2 separate regions of the Homo sapiens genome follow, and region 1 is linked to region 2. Evidence: read pairs that join two places in POLR2A ChIA-PET (ENCODE). Cell type or tissue: IMR-90. All regions are shown on one strand. Each heading gives the region's core, and the rest is flanking DNA. Links, peaks and the distances in the headings are about the cores only.

The links. Peaks named below come from ENCODE experiments on the same cell type or tissue, not always from the same donor. Only the 100,000 strongest peaks of a DNase experiment are listed, where the experiment ranks them.
Region 1: POLR2A ChIA-PET joins it to region 2 with 10 read pairs; 7 of 35 experiments call an interaction of 5 or more read pairs at or near these places.

Annotation. Positions count from the first base shown.
Region 1 is chr13:98,163,255-98,171,590 of GRCh38, forward strand. All of the region lies in intron 1 of FARP1 (FERM, ARH/RhoGEF and pleckstrin domain protein 1), which reads left to right. Among named protein-coding and RNA genes, the nearest start is that of RNF113B, 9.8 kb to the right of the region's middle. In IMR-90, for the core only: no CTCF peak of the experiment used is centred there; no DNase peak of the experiment used is centred there; H3K27ac peaks cover 399 bases.
Region 2 is chr13:98,215,656-98,223,991 of GRCh38, forward strand. All of the region lies in intron 2 of FARP1 (FERM, ARH/RhoGEF and pleckstrin domain protein 1), which reads left to right. Among named protein-coding and RNA genes, the nearest start is that of MIR3170, 11 kb to the left of the region's middle. In IMR-90, for the core only: no CTCF peak of the experiment used is centred there; DNase peaks (open chromatin) are centred at 616 and 6,546; H3K27ac peaks cover 3,432 bases.

The sequences.
Region 1 (8,336 bases), core at 61-8,060, 53 kb before region 2:
GGGCGCTAAATGAAGAGAACTGATGGACACACAGAGGGGAACAACAGACACTGGGGCCTACTTGGAGAAGGGTGGCAGGAGGGGGAGGAGCAGGAAAAGTAACTGTTGGGTACTAGGCTTAGTACCTTCTGTTAAACCCCTGTGACATGAGTTTACCTATATAACAAACCTGCACGTGTACCCTGAACCTAAAATAAAAGTTAAAAATTAAAAACAAAAAATTGCCCCTCCCCTTCAAATCCCAAATAGCCATTTAGGAAAATCAAATCAAATCCTTATTTGTTGGTGTTTTTTTTTTTTGAGATGGGATCTCACTCTGTCACCCGGGCTGGAGTGCAGTGGCGTGATCTAGACTCACTGCAACCTCTGCCTCCCAGGTTCCAGCAATCAAAAATACTTACTTGGTAGTATGGTATCATCCAGTGGTGGCTTATAAATTAAACTTAGCATGGCCTTTTCTTTTTTTTTTTTGAGACGGAGTTTCGCTCTTGTCGCCCAGGCTGGAGTGCAGTGGCGCGATCTCAGCTCACTGCAACCTCTGCCTCCTAGATTCAAGTGATTCTCCTGCCTCAGCCTCCCCAGTAGCTGGGATGACAGGCACCCGCCACCACGCCCAGCTAATTTTTGTATTTTTAATAGAGACGAGGTTTCACCATGTTGGCCAGGCTGGTCTTGAACTCCTGACCTCAGGTTATCCGCCCGCCTCAGCCTCCCAAAGTGCTGGGATTACAGGCATGAGCCACTGCACCCGGCCAGCATGACCTTTTCTAAACACTTCAAGATTATCCTTCTTTAGCTTAATTCTAATTGCTGGATTGCTTGACTGTACCTCCATGAATAATCCTGTTGGCACTAAGTCCTGTGAATGCCTTACTTTTAATGAAGAGTTTACCTAATAGCATGTAAGATTGTGCAGGAAACGAAGGACAGAAAGGCCCAGGAAATTGGCATATGGATAGTTTGCCTCCATTTGTTAATTTGCGGGCCACCTTGGTCCGTTTTGGGGGCGTGGCGTTTGTTTTCACCATATGGCGGGTGACGGAACATCTGGACTGTTTACCTGACAGCCACAGGGCAGCATTTCAGGAACTCTTGAGAATGTGGGAAAGGACATTTTAGTTCTAGTCTGAAACTAGGACATTTTAGTTCTAGTTTGAAAGAGTCAGAGAGTCTGGGTTGCTCTTGGTAGGTTTATGCTCAAAAGCCTTTTAATTCTTTCTAATTGAATCCCTTGGCTTAAGATTCTTTTGATTTGTATTTGATTAAACAACAAAGCAACACATCTGTGGCCTTCATTTGTATGCATCTTTACCTACTGCTGTGAACCCAATGAGAGGTGTCTTTCAGAGAACTTAGATTTTTGTTTAATACAAAACAAGCTGATATTCTTAATTGTTTTAGGAATTACATAGCATTCTTCATTGTTGTTCTGGCTTCCTCCTCCACCATCTAATGTGTAAATATGTGTGAAAGGGGAAGATCTCCAAAATAGAGCCATGGTCTGGCAGGTTGAGAGGTTTGTCAGTTAGAATTGTCCCAAGTGGGTCGGCCGCAGTGGCTCACACCTATAAACCCAGCACTTTGGGAGGCCGAGGCGGGTGGATCACTTGAGGTCAGGAGTTCGAGACCAGCCTGGCCAACACGGTGAAATCCCATCCCTACTAAAAATACAAAAATTAGCTGAGCGTGTTGGTGCATGACTGTAATCCCAGCCCTTTGGGAAGCCGAGGTGGGTGGATCACTTGAGGTCGGGAGTTCAAGACCAGCCTGGGCAGCATGGCAAAACCCTGTCTTTACTAAAAATACAAAAATTAGCTGAGTGTGGTGGTACACACCTGTAATCCCAGCTACTCTGGAGGCTGAGGCAAGAGAATCACTTGAACCTGGGAGGTGGAGGTTGCAGTGAGCCGAGATTGAGCCATTGCACTCCAGCCTGGGTGACAAAGCCAGACTCTGTCTCAAAAAAAAAAAAAAAAAAAAAAAATTGTCCAAAGTGAATGATGTGATGATTGCTTCGTTGGTCTCATTCTTCTTTATCCTTTAAGTAATTTAAAATCATACTGTAACTTGGCATGTTATGCTGATATTAAAAGAAATGAAACAGTTTTTGAGGAGAAATGTCAGTGTTTTGAGGCAGATTGTAACTATTGAAGATATTGTGAGTGCTCCTCTGTGCCCAAAGGTGGACATGCATTGATTTTTAAACCCCACCAATTCAGAGTTCAGGACAGTTGACCCTTTGTCAGTCTAAAGTTTGTTTTAACAGAAGGCCGTGGGAAAAAGTTTGTTACACAAATAATGAAAATTTACAGGGGAAAGTTTACTCTATTTAAAAAAGACTTTTCCCAACACTTCAGCATCATTAGTAATTTTTTCCCATTAAAACAAACCTGGTAAGACCTTAATATGATAATCTCTCATCATTAAAAAAAAAAAAAAAACCCTTCCAGAAGGGGTTTTTTTTTTTTTTTTTTTTTTTTTTTTTTTTTGTCTCACTCTGTCATGCAGGCTGGAGTACAGTGGTGCGATCTCGGGTCACTGAAACCTCTGCTTCCCAGGTTCAAGCAATTCTACTGCCTCAGCCTCCAGAGTAGCTGAGATTACAGGTGCACACCACCACGCCTGGCTAATTTTTTTGTATTTTTAGTAGAGGTGGGGTTTTGCCATGTTGGCCAGGCTCGTCTCGACCTCCTGATCTCAGGTGATCCACCTGCCTTGGCCTCCCAAAGTGCTGGGATTACAGGTGTGAGCCACTGCGCCCAGCCCAGAAGTCTTTTATGCATAGACATTTAGCATGAATAGTAGCATACCCTAAATATGGTGTTGTGCTTGTTCTCTTCAGTTTAATACACTCCGAAGATGGTTTCATATTAGTACATACAGATTGGCCTCATTCTTTTTATCGGCATATAAACAGAGGGTACCATTAAATAATCTGTAAAATTTTCCCTGTCAATAGACATCTAGGTTGTTCTGAATATTTTGCTGGTCTAAATGACACCACACTGAAGATGGGTGATACCTGAAGTATAAAATCCTAGTAGGATCAGTGGTCAAAGGCTGTATTTGTTTTTAATATACATAGATATTGCCATATTGCCCTCCATGGCTTACAACCTTATAACCGTTCATTCGTTTTATGAACTTGCATATAGTGCTTACTTTGTGCTAGAAACTATATCAAATGTTTTACAAATATTAACTTGTTTAATCCCCAAAGCTACCTGTAGGGGAGAGGTATTATTATTATCACAGTTTTGCTGATGAGGAAACTGAGGCAGGAGAGATGAAGTAACTTGCCCAAGGTTCACCTCAAGTAGCAGAGCAGAGATTTGAACCCACACAATCTGGATCTGCTGTTGGCTCTTAATCACTGTGTTGAGGCTGTTTTTCCCAAACCGGAAACCTACAGTGATGGCAAATATTTTCACCTGTCCTAATCTGATCAGTGAGATGCCAGTTTTTCTTTCTTTTTTTTTTTTTTTTGAAACAGGGTCTCGTTCTGTCACTGTGGCTGAAGTGCAGTGTCGTGATCATGGTTCACTGCAGACTTGACCTCCCTGGGCTCAAGGGATCGTCCTACCTCAGCCTCCTAAGAAGCTGAGACTATAGGCGTGCACTACCACACCTGACTTAATTTTTTTGTATTTTTAGTAGAAATTGGGTTTTGCCATGTGTCCCAGGCTGATCTTGAACTTTTGGGCTCAGGCAATCTGCCTGCCTCGGCCTCCCAAAGTTCTGGGATTACAGGCATGTGCCACCACACCCGGTCCAGTTTTTCTTAATTGTCATTTTGCACTTTTCTTACTACTCGTTGTGGTTGAATACATTTTCAAACGTTGACAACTCGACAAGCCATTGGTATTTTCTTGACCATCCTTCTACTCCCTGTTCCTGTCCCTTGGCCAATTTTCTAGGAGGTTGCAAATATTTTTCTTATTGATTTATAGGACTTCCTTTATATATGGAGAATTCTTAATTGATTTATAGGCGTTCCTTTGTATATGGAGAAAATCAGCCCTTTATAATATGTAATTCAAGTACTTTTTCCTAGTTTGCTTTTGGCTTTGCACTTTTTTAGTTTTTTTCCCTTATGGCATGTAGCATTTAGGTCATGCTTAGAGAGATCTGCAATTTGAGAACAGTTTTACTTTTTTTTTTTTTTTTTGGAAACAGTCTCACTCTCACTCTGTCACCCAGGCTGGAGTGCAGTGGCGCGATCTCAGCTCAATGCAGCCTCTGCCTCCCTGGTTCAAGTGATTCTCCTGCCTCAGCTTCCCTTGTAGCTGAGATTATAGGTGTCGACCACCACGCCCAGCTAATTTTTGTATTTTTAGTAGAGCTAGGGTTTCACCATGTTGGCCAGGCTGGTCGCGAACTTCTGACCTCAAATGATCCGCCCGCCTCAGCCTCCCAAAGTGCTAGGATTACAAGCATGAGCCACTGCGCCTGGCCGCAAACAGTTTTAAAAAATCTTATGTTGTCTTCTAGAACTTTATGATTCATTTAAAAAAGTCTACATTGACTCAAGTAATATTGGGATCTAATTTTATTTTTCTAATAATAATCAGTAGTAATGATGCACAGCTATACACGAATAAAGAGCCTTCCAATAGATTAGATTTGGTGCCATGCTGGCCGGGTGCGGTGGCTCACGCCTGTAATCCCAGCACTTTGGGAGGCCGAGGTGGGTGGATCACGAGGTCAGGAGATCGAGACCATCCTGGCTAACACGGTGAAACCCCGTCTCTACTAAAAATAGAAAAAATTAGCCAGGCGTGGTGGCGGGTGCCTGTAGTCCCAGCTACTTGGGAGGCTGAGGTGGGAGAATGGTGTGAACCCGGGAGGTGGAGCTTGCAGTGAGCCAAGATCGTGCCACTGCACTCCAGCCTGGGTGACAGAGTGAGACTCCATCTCAAAAAAAAAAAATAAAATAAATAAATAAAAAAGTTTTGGTGCCATGCTGTTGTAATAGACTCTACTATCACTATTGACAGCTAAACTGCATCATAAGCTTTGTGGCTCATGTATATACCATAACTAATTTTCCTTTATCGCTGAGTTTTGTTTCCTGTGGAGTCAATGGTTATCTTGCTTTTCCTTTGCTTCATTTTCCACATATGTATCTAATTAATTCTGAAACTCTCACCTGTTGTCTAAATCGACTTTTAGTCTCTTCAGATTAATCAGATCATTAGATATCCTGTTTCATCCTTGAGAGATCCTTGTCCAGAAGTCTTCAGACTGGGCCAGGTTTCTCACTGGCCTGGTCAGCGTCCTGGGGTCTCCCCTACTGTAATCTACTGGGGGGGTTCCCCTTGCCTCTATCACCTGATGTAGGATCTTTGTCCTGGACAGCTTCAGGGATCTCCCCATGACCCTGATGATCCCCTTTGCTTCTCTTTCTTGAAATTTGTTTCCTGGAGCTTATCTTCTGATTTCTGTGTTTTTTTTCCCCCTTCATTCTGGTAGAGCCCTTCCCAAAGTGATTGGAGTGATAAATGCTTTGAGACCTTGTGGATTTGTTAGAAGATCAGAAAACAGGATCTTGAGCTGAGAGGCTGTTTAAGAAGTAGTTGAAATGTTCAGGTGTCCTGTACTTCCTGCTGTGGGCAGGGGGGATCAGCTCTCAACCCCCGCTGGACTCACCCAATGTGGTTTGCAGTGCAGTCTTTGTTTAACTCAATGTTGGTGTGTATATCATTATGACTGTGTGGACTTGTTCACTGCTGAGCCAGATAATGCCCTATGATAGTTTTCTTCAAAAACTGTTTTTTTTTGTTGTTAAGATAATTCATTTTTTAAAATTTGTTTGATTTTTCTACGTATCCATTGCTAATAACTTGAACCGACCTATCAGTTTTCTTTCAACTAATTTGTACTGATCTCTAAGCCATATATAGCCATTCAGTTCCCCCATCATCCTTTTTCCTGGTGCTTCACCTTCTGTAGCACCCCCATCCTTCAGCTTCTATCTGAATGGGTTGTACTCTAGGCGTAGTTCACAACCATCATTCAGGGGCTTTCCTTTACCCTTCTTCTTTCTTGGACACGCTCTTTTCTGGATTCCGTATCATCTCATTTCATGATTTACTGCATTGTTTTGGTAGAACACATACACCCGTAGCTTTCTCAGAAAGGTAAAGAAGCTACATTTCTTTTGAATCTTTAACATGTGAAAATATCTTTGCTGGATGCAGTGGTGCATGCTTGTAATTCCAGCTACTTGGAAGGCTGAGGTGGGAGGATTGCTTGAGGCCAGGAGTTCAAGACCAGCCTGGGAAACAGGGCAAGACCTTGTCTCGTCTCTTGAAAGAACAACAACAAGAAACTTTAAGGCATGCTTAGATTTCCTTGATAATTTTACTACATACAGAGTTAAAAATGGAAACTACTATCCTTGAAATTTTGAAGACATTGCTCCGTTGTCTTCTAACATATTTTGGATATGATTTAATTTTTTCTTTTTCTCCCTGGAACATTTTAGAATCTTAAGATTTTAAAGTGTCACAACTTCTGTCATGTACTTCGGTGTAGATCCTTTTAAAATTATGCTGGGTATTTTGCTTTCTCCATTTAGTCTGGAGACCATTGTCCATCAGTCTGAGATATTTCCTAAGTTTTCAAAAAAAAATTCTTCTAAAAAAACTTCATATTATTTGATTATTAGGGCTTTAGGAAGATTCTCTACTTTCCTACCTTTAAAATTTTCCATGTAGTTATGTTTTGCCTTACTTTCTATGAGATCTCTTCAAATTAATCTTTATAAACTAATATAGAAATAAAACTTTCAATTATCCATATTATCAATTTTGGGGAGCTATTGGCCTTTTTTCCATAGCAACTCTTCTTGTATTTTGGAAGAGATTCTTATTCTCTTGGGGAATAGTCTAGATTTTAAAACATTTTCTTCTGCTCCCTAGAATGTCTGCATTTTTTTTGTTTTTGATACAGAGTCTTACTCTGTCACCCAGGCTGGAGTGCAGTGGCGCGATCTCAGATCATTGCAACCTCTGCCTCCCGTGTTCAAGCAATCTTCCCACCTCAGCCTCCCAAGCAGCTAGGATTACAGGCATGCGCCACCATGCCTGGCTAATTTTTGTTTGTTTGTTTATTTGTTGAGACAGAGTCTTGCTCTGTCACCCAGGCTGGAGTGCAATGGCGCGATCTCGGCTCACTGCAGCCTCCACCTCCCGGGTTCAAGCAATTCTCCTGCCTCGACCTCCTGAGTAGCTGGGACTACAGGTGTGTGCCACCACGCCCGGCTAATTTTTTGTATTTTTAGTAGAGATGGGGTTTCACCGTGTTAGCCAGGATGGTCTCTATCTCCTGACCTTGTGATCTGCCCACCTCAGCCTCCCAAAATGCTGGGATTACAGGTGTGAGCCACCGCACCTGGTCTAATCATTGTATTTTTAGTAGAGACAGGGTTTTACCATGTTGGTCAGGCTGGTCTCGAACTCCTGATCTCAAGTGATCTGCCCACCTCGGCCTCCCAAAGTGCTGGAATTACAGGTGTGAGCCACCGCGCCCGGCCATCTACATGTTTTTAGAAGGTTTTTTTCCTCTTCTTTGTTTTGGATGTGACTTTCATTTTGCAGGCTTTTCTTGAATGCGTACTGATCTTTGGCTGATCCAAGGCACTTAAAATCAGGTTGGAATTTTTGTGCACATGGATGGGGCTTGTCAATTGTTGATTTTTCTTTAAAATGATGAAGCAGCAACTGGTCATTTTTGTCAAAGGAAATCCTCAAATATCAGTATATGTGCTCATTGAGATGGTCCTGAGAATAATTCTACCAGCCCTGCCTGGAATAAACCTGGATAAGCTATTCTGGAAGCAGGATGGAAGAAGGGGACTGTGGAGGTTTCCTGGTACAGTAAGTAGACTGATTCTTCCTCAATTCCCAACACCTCGTGCCTCATTTTCAGCCCTGAATTACACACACCCTCTTCGTCATTGTGCCTGGCGTATGTGAGTTTCTAATTTTCCTGGTTCAATGTCCTTGGGTAATAAACTTCTTTGGGGTTTGGGTAGGTGGGAGAGGGTCCCTGGGTGCAAAGGTCTAGCCTCTTCGTATAGTGACTTACACCCTCTTGTTTCCCACGCCCTTCCCCCTCCCATTCAGCATGAGCCTCCTGGGCTTTGGACTATTTTGTTGGAATTCTCTGAGCATCACTTATGATACAAATCATCACAGACCTCTCTCTTGCTTTCTGTCACCCAAAAGTCAGTAGAATGTTTTATCTGCTCTTGTTCCTGCTGCTATAGTCCTCTTAAAGTATATTTACTGGCATTTTTGTAGGATTTTTGGTGTTGATACAGGCATGTGGTT
Region 2 (8,336 bases), core at 279-8,278:
ATCTAGCATGGCACCTGGCATATAGTAGCTGCTAATTAAATGTTTGCTGACTGTTAGAGTGAGTGTGAGTTTATTTTACAAGTAGAATTAATGCCATTGTTCGTTTTCACATGTCTCCTCCATTCATATTTTTCTTTTTCTCTTTTTTTTTTTTGAGACGGAGTCTTGCTGTGTCTCTAGGCTGAAGTGCAGTGGTGCGATCTCAGCTCATTGCAAACTCCTCCACCTGGGTTTAAGCGATTCTTCTGCCTCAGCCTCCCAAGTAGCTGGTACGATAGGTGCCTGCCACCACACCCAGCCAATTTTTGTGTTTTTAGTAGAGACGGGCTTTTACCATGTTGACCAGGATGGTCTTGATCTCCTGACCTCGTGATCCGTCCGCCTTGGCCTCCCAAAGTGCTGGGATTACAGGTGGGAGCCATCACACCTGGCCATATTTTAATTTTTCTAGTTTGGTCAGAATCTTTCTCTTAACCTCTGGGAAACAGATGTATTCCTTAACTGGCTGTAGAAAGTCACATATCAGCATTTTTATTGGTGGAGCTGATTCTGAGTCAGTACCTCATGCTGTTTAAGAGCAGCCACGGCCAGGCCAGCAGCAGCTGAAAGGCATGGGGGCTGGCTGTGATGGCCCAGTCATCAGGGATTGGGAGGAAGGTGACTACAGGGTTGTGAGAGACTCAGCTCCCCAGTCTTGCTTTAAAACCTTGCTGTGAAACTTTTTGCTGGGAATTCAAGGCCAAGTGTCTGACCCTGGAAACGTCCTTTGATGGAGTGCCCCAAGTGAATGACTTCTCATGGCTCAGTCACATTTGCCACGCAGCTGAGCTGGGCACGTGGCCAGAAGTCCCTGCAGTTTCCTTTGGGGATGACTGGTGTCTTTCCCTGGGGGTTGAATTTCCTGGGCCTTTGCTTATTAATTTTATTTTAAAATACGGAATTATAGGCAAAGCAGTCATTTAAAATGCAAATCCCCTAAACACTTCCTGGAACAAAGAACCACACCATCTTCTCCATGGTGTCTCCGTCCTTCTTTGTACCCTAAAAAAATTATTATTAAAGAGATCTACCTTTTGGGAGGCTTTGGCAGTTAGCTCCACGATCTTTTCCATTCTGTAGCTGTTTCCACAAGCACCTCTGTGGTTGAACTTGGACTGTCTTTTTAGGTATTTCCTCTGCAGAGTGGAAAGTTCAAGCGCAGTATTTATAGTAAATTCTTGCATGGTGTTTTTTCATCTTTATGTGGAAAACACCGTGCAAATAAGCTTCAGCCTGTGGTTTATGATATATGCAGCTTTCTCTTCCAACCAGAGGTTATGAAACAGAGTGACTCTTGGGCATCTGAAAGGGTTAATAAGGTGCCCCTATGCCCGCCCAGGCCATTTCCCTGATGGTTCCTGGGAAGGTTTTCTGTGTCCCCTCCTCGTGACCCGGCGGGTAAACAAACACAGTTCCCACTGACATTAGTAGGATGAAGCAGATGGTTTCCTCTCCAAGTGTTTATTCAGTTTATGTATTTTCATTAGCAGTGTTTCTATAGGAAGAGCAGAGGAAATAAGACACAGCCATTTTTATTTTTTATTTTTATTTTTATTTTTTGCTTCTTTTGAGCAGCCCTGGTAAAAAAAAATGCTTGGGGAAGATGCTCACAGGTGACAAAAAAGACACCTAGTGCCTGTCGAAGGGTTAGAAGGAGTGGTGGCCAGTTGCAGGCGGGTGGACGATGGCAGAAGCCCAGAAGCCCCCCAGGAGAGCAGGGGCAGGAGTTAGTTGCTGCAGAGGGAACTCGGCGTCTACGACCGTCGTCGCAGGAAATGATCCTTGTAACTTTCTCGTGTTGCTGTCTTGTCACTGCTGTACTCGAGCTTTTGTAGCTCCTGAGACTTAAGTAGCATTCATCCTTTGCCTGAGGATCAAGTGTGGGCTTCGTAGCTCGGGGAGCCTGGGAGAGAGCAATGAGCCTCCATGGAGGGGCCCTGTACACCGGGAGGTGCCTGGGCAACTCCCATGGCTCATCTCAACCACAGTCCTCGGCGGTTTGTTTTCTGCATTAGCTTCTCATGCCAGAACACCCTCTTATTTGTTTACCTGCTTAGTGTTGGCCTCTTGCAGGTAGAGTGGCCACTCCTTGGAGGGCAAGGCCTCTTGTTCTTGTTCGTCATCATATCCTACGCCGCAGCGGTGCCTGTGCATGAAACTGACTGGTGACAGTTCTGCTCGGTCGTTTAACTATACGAGAGTTGGTGCTGTCCTAGCATAACAAGGGAAAGAGCAAGTGGGAAGAGCTTCTGAGTCCCTTCCTCGTGTTTTCACAGCGTGAAGGTGGGGCTGGGATTGGAGTCCGGCCCGCCAGACCCTCAACTTACCCATCTTCTGGGCACTAAGAGCCGCCTCCTTTGTGAGATTCGCGGACTTCCTCTGCCTCCTACTCCCACAGAGGTGGTCCCTGTTCAGCTTGGCCCGGCCCTCCCCCACCCCACATCCTCGCCCCACATCCTCACCCCATGCTGCCCTGTTCTTACCTCTTTCTAAACACCCACGCCATCCTCACCCCGAACACATTGATCAAAATCCCACCAACTGCCAGGCCTCTCCCAGGCTTGTGCTCCAGGCCAGCCTTCTCTCCTGACAGTGCTGATAGCTCACCTCCAATCAGACCTTGAATCATGGTCTCTAATCTTGCCCCTCGCACTCATTATTCCTGGTGCAGTGACTCAGTTTTTTAATCTGCAAAATTAGGCACTGGGGCCTGATGATGTTAAAGGCTACCCCCAACCCCTTTCCTTCTTTGGAAGTGAGGACCCTGTGTTGACATGCTCCTTGACAAATTAACTTTTTGTGACTGTATTTGTGAATTCTCCAGACAGATGGTAAAATCTTTGAGGAAAGAGGTTTTTAATCTTAGAGCAAACCTTGAGGCCCCCAAAGCCTGATTAGACACAGTGGGTACCGTGTGTCTACTGTTAAAGAAAGCTATGTGATGAGAGTGAAGAAGCATGCCACGATTTATATGTCCCATGCCAGTTGCGGGCCGCAGGAAATGTTGTGATTGGCCTTATGTGCGTGTGGGGTGGCTGTTTTCATAAAACTCACTGCACTCCATGCTGCACTCCAGGCTGAACTCTATGCTGTTTGACCATGGGAAATGGAAGACGGAAAGAAATATTTTCTTGATAATACATTATTAGTAGAAAATTCAAGTTTAAGTTGAAATCAGAGAAGACCTAAAGTTTTTGAGAAAAGTAATGAGTTTGTATGTCATAAAAGACCACGTAGGTTCTTTTCTGGTGTCAGAATCGCCTGTGCTATCTTGGAGACCTAATTAGGAGTGTTACAAATTCAGTCCCATACATGATTAAACATTGATTTCATTTCATTATTATACCTTTTGAAATGTAACAGTTCTTTCATTCCTTTAATTTTCACTGAAACCTAGGTTTGAGATCAATAGGGAGCTTATTCTCTGAGAGCTCTGGTTCAGAGTAAGGTGTCCACTGGTGACAGATTCTAGAGCTGGCTCCATAAGCTCCATCTCAGAAAAAGGGACGGAGCCGAAGTTTGTCTTTTCAGAAAGCTCAGGGTTTCCTCTTTGTGGCCCTGCAGTTGACATCAGGAGCTGGGCTTGTGCTCATTGGTAGCAACTGTGCCTTTATGGAAGTGTGTTCATTTTCTCTGTCTTTGTCTATATTTATTTATTAAAAAGTCTTTTTTTTTTTTGAGACAAGATCTTGCTCTGTCACCCAGGTTGGAGTGCAGTGGCATGATCATAGCTCACTGCAGCCTCAAACTCCTGCCTTAGCCTCCCTAGTAGCTGGGACTACAGGTGCATGCCACCACACCGGGCTAATTTATTTTTATTTTTATTTGTAGAGATGAGGTCTTGCTATGTTGTCCAGTCTGGAACTCCTGGTCAAGCAGTCCTCCCGTTTGGCCTCCCAAAGTATTGGGATGACGGGCATGAGCCACTGCACCCAGCCACATATTTTTTATTTCTAATGAATTTTGTTTCCCAATTTATTTTCATTTTTTGAGACAGAGTCTTCTCTGTCACCCAGGCTGGAGTGCAGTGGAGCAATCTTGGCTCACTGCCGCCTTGACCTTCTGGGCTCAGCGGGCCTCCCACCACAGTCCCCCCTAGTTGCTGAGACTACAGGCACGCATCACCACACCTAGCTATTTTTTTTTTACTTTTTGTAGAGACAGGGGTCTCGCTATGTTGCCCAGGCTGGTCTCAAACTCCTGGACTGAAGTGATCCTCCTGCATTGGCCTCCTAAAGCGCTGTGATTGCAGGCATGAGCTACTGTGCCCAGCCTGTTTTCCTTCTTAATTTCTCTTTCAGCCATCTTAGGGAATGTGCCCTTTTTGGTAAGCTGAAGAAAGTATTTTTTTTTTTTCTTTTTCTTTTTCTCCCCGCAAAGAGGTGAAATACACATTTAACTAAAGGTCTTGAGGGGGCGGGGTCTATCTCTTCTGTAAGTGTAGCGGTTCCGACTCTCCTGGAATGGAGTCCCTCCCTGACAGTGGGGTTGTCCCTCCAGTGGTCTGATTGTACTGATAATGGAAGGAAGGTGTTTAGATCCCAGGACTACTTAATTTTCTTCTTTTGCCCCAAATGCTTCACACATAAGAGGTGGAGGTGGTGGAGGAGGAGGAGGATAGACCCAAATAAAATTTAATTGGCCCTTTCAGACCTGCAGGGAGGTGTGTGTGCCCAGAACTGCTTTTGCCGCCGCTTAAGCAGCTGGGCTTTGAACTAGAGCAAGCAGAGGGAACTTAGCATGTTCACCCAGCTTTAAAAAATAAGTCAGCGTTTCTTTTTTCTTATCACTGTTTCTTTTGGCTCCTTTTATTTGCAAAGTTTCTGAAACAGAATTTAAGGCTACTTTGCTTGGCATGGTCATTTCTGTGTTTTATTTAACTTTGATAAATGGTGCTTGTCTGAGTGTAGCCCCATGAGATTAAATTTAAAGGCTATTTTGGCTATTTTAATAGAGGAAAAAAATTTTTTTCATAAATCATTTTAGCTAAATACTGTTAGCTTTCCTTTCTGGCGTCTCAGGAGCAAAGAGTAGAATTTAAGAGCTGGCTTGAAATGTTTGTGTGCACCCCTTTCAGCTGTAGTTAAGACCCTTGTGATCAAAGTCAGTTCTCTAGCTCTGATATGCTTGCAGTAATTCTTTAACAGCTGTTTGCTATTTTATCCCTGAAAAAAAAAACCAGTATAACCTAATTAAAAGAATAAACTAATTGAGAATGTCTGAATCTGACTTTAAAATGGGCCATGATCTGAGAAAATGGAGGAAGTTTGAAAAGCTGCTTTTTTTCTCTTTTAAGTGGAAACAATATTCTCAATGATAAGAAACGGAGGGGTTAAAGGGGAAGTGCAGGCCCTGGGTCTGGGCCGCCTCGCTTCCTACCTATGTGGCGCTGCATGAGTGGCTGCCCATTCTCATCTCTACACATGGAGAATACCGACCACTTGAGGCCCAGGTGAGGCTCTAATGAGATCTTCTGCAAAAACACCTTGCAGAGAACACAGATTTGGTTCTCATGAAAGTAGGTTGTCTTCCTTCCTTTCACCCTGAACTTTAGTTTCCTTCTTGTTCTTTCACGGAATTGAGGCTCTGCTTTCAATGTAGAGCTGTTGGCTGGATCAATGGGAGAAAAGAAAGCGAATGAAAGCACTTAAGAATAAAAAATCATGTGCTTCTGTCAGATGGAGTCATTCCTCTTAGACCACAGCTGCCTGTGTAGTCTCACATCAAACTGGGGCTTTCTTTGGAGGGGAATCATTACCTAAGCCAAAGCTGTGTCCCAAGGGGCCTTTTGGAAGGTCTATAAGAACCAAGCACCACTTGGACAATTGCCGTGAAACCTCCATTTCTGCCAAGCTCGTTTACTGCGTTTTTGTGGACTTACGTGCAGCTTCTGTGAGCTTCAGTTTAATCAACTTGAAAATTGAGGGGGTTGCACTTTGCGCTCAGAAATTTTACGTGCATTTTTGCTTTCCTGATTTCTTGATCTCCTCTATTTTCTTAGCTTCAAAACTTTTCCATTTTCCTAGAGTCAGGATGTTCCTGGGTGAATCATGTGTCCCTCTACCATGGACTGGATGAATGGTTTTAAGGTAGACATAGGATTTCAAGATCCTCTAGGGTAGGTCTTCTCAATATGGGCTCTGTGGGTTCATTTGAAGGAAGTGCTCAGTCAGCTGGATGCTCTTGTGTTAGAATGTAAATATAAAAACATTGCACATATTAAATGGACTGATTTTAAAAAACTATCTGCCATGTTTGAATGTTCAATTATTTGCTGTCTTCTATCACTTTGAGCATTTGAGCTGGAGGTAATGATTTTAACTCATAAGACAGACACAGAATGACTTAGTTTGGGATTTCTCTTCTGTAGATAGAATGATCATGTAAAAGAGCAGTTCTCAAAGCTGTTAGCACTTTGTAACTTTGAAGGAGAGCCTCATAGGTCTCTGTTTCCTCATTTATACAAACAGGAAGTTGGACCAGATACCCACAGTGGAATTCTGTGGCTCTGGTTTTATTTTATGGAATGTGGTCTTGGAAACATGATACGGGTTTCACAAATGTGTATCAACATGGAAGGCAAGGTGCTACTGGTGATAAGAAAATGAATAAAAACAATAACTACCCTCTGAAAAATCCCTTGCTGTGTGCCAGACATTGTGCCAAGTCTGCCCGTACATTATCTCATTTGTTGCTAAGTGAACCTGTGAGGCAGGTGAGAATAACACCGATTAGTCTCACAGGGCATAAGTGACTTGGCGCGGGTCAGAGTGCTGGAGAGAAGGAGCTGGAGTCCCAGCCCAGGACCACATACACCTAAGCCTGTGTGTCACTCACTTTGTTAATGGTCTGGGGCCATAAAGAGCCGTTAGGATAATACAACATGTTGGCTGTGCTAGTGCCTGTGACAGGTGCCAGTGGAGGGTGCTTTTTTTTTTTGTTTTTTGAGACGGAGTCTTGCTCTGTTGCTAGGCTGGAGTGCAGTGGAATGATCTCCGCTCACTGCAACCTCCGCCTCCCGGGTTCAAGTGATTCTCCTGCCTCAGCCTCCCCAGTAGGTAGGACTAGGACTGCAGGCGTGCACCACCATGCCCAGCTAATTTTTTTTTTTTTTTTTTTTTTAAGTAGACATGGGGTTTCACCATGTTGGCCAGGATGGTCTTGGTCTCTTGACCTCGCAACCCGGCTGCCTTGGCCTCCTAAAGTGCTGAGATTACAGACATGAGCCACCGTGCCTGGCCGGAAGGTGCTCTTAAGTGGGCAGGATGGGTTGAAGAGGGCGGAGTCTGCAGAAGGAAAGCCCAGTGACCAGGGTTTTGGCAATATCATCTCCACATGGTAGTTACTGATAAGGGCCAGGGCCCTGCAGAAGCAATGTCAGGGGACTGACAGATACAGGAGAAACCCAGGACGTAGACCTGACAGGGCGTGGCAGCTGATGGGACAGAAGCAGGGAGCCCCCCAGGAGTGGGAGAGCACCTGCAGTCATCAGTTTTACAGCCTGGATGGCTCAGTGCTGTCACCAAGGGCTGAGAAGTCAACTCTGTGACAAATGTTTTACTTGAAATAATGTCTTCCTTCAGTTGACATGAAAGGAACATTGGTAGTGTTGCCAAAAGAAGGCATTTCTTTTTGTTTGTTTGTTTGTTTGAGACAGAGTCTTGCTCTGTCACCAGGCTGGAGTGCAGTGGCACGATATTGGCTCACTGCAACCTCCGCCTCCGGGGTTCAAGTGATTCTCTTGCCTCAGTCCCCCGACAGCTGGGACTACGGGCACCCGCCACCATGCCCGGCTAATTTTTGTATTTTTTAGGAGAGATGGAGTTTCACCATATTGTCCAGGCTGGTCTCGAACTCCTGATCTCAGGTGATCCACCCGCCTCGGCCTCCCAAAGTCCTGGAATTACAGGTGTGAGCCACAGCGCCTGGCCATAGAAGACATTGCTTTGTTTTTTATCACAAAGAATCTGTGGCTCTGGAAATTAACTTCCAGGATTCTTAGTGATTATGTAAATGGTACAAACTGGAAGTAACAAATGGAAGTTGATTGCTTGGTTTCAATTTATGTTAGGAAAGTTATTTTTACTTCTTGCATTCCAATTTCCTCATCTCCCCAGAAGCTACTCTGTTAAGCTTGCCACACCTGGGTGCCCACCAAGCTGGAAAAGCATTTAGATCCAGTGTTTTCAAAGGACTCTGTTCAAAAGCATTAGAAAGGAGCAGGTCAGTTGCTTTCTTCAGCTCATTGTTTAGTTTTGATGTAATTTGCCTGTGACATGAACTATAAAATGCAATTG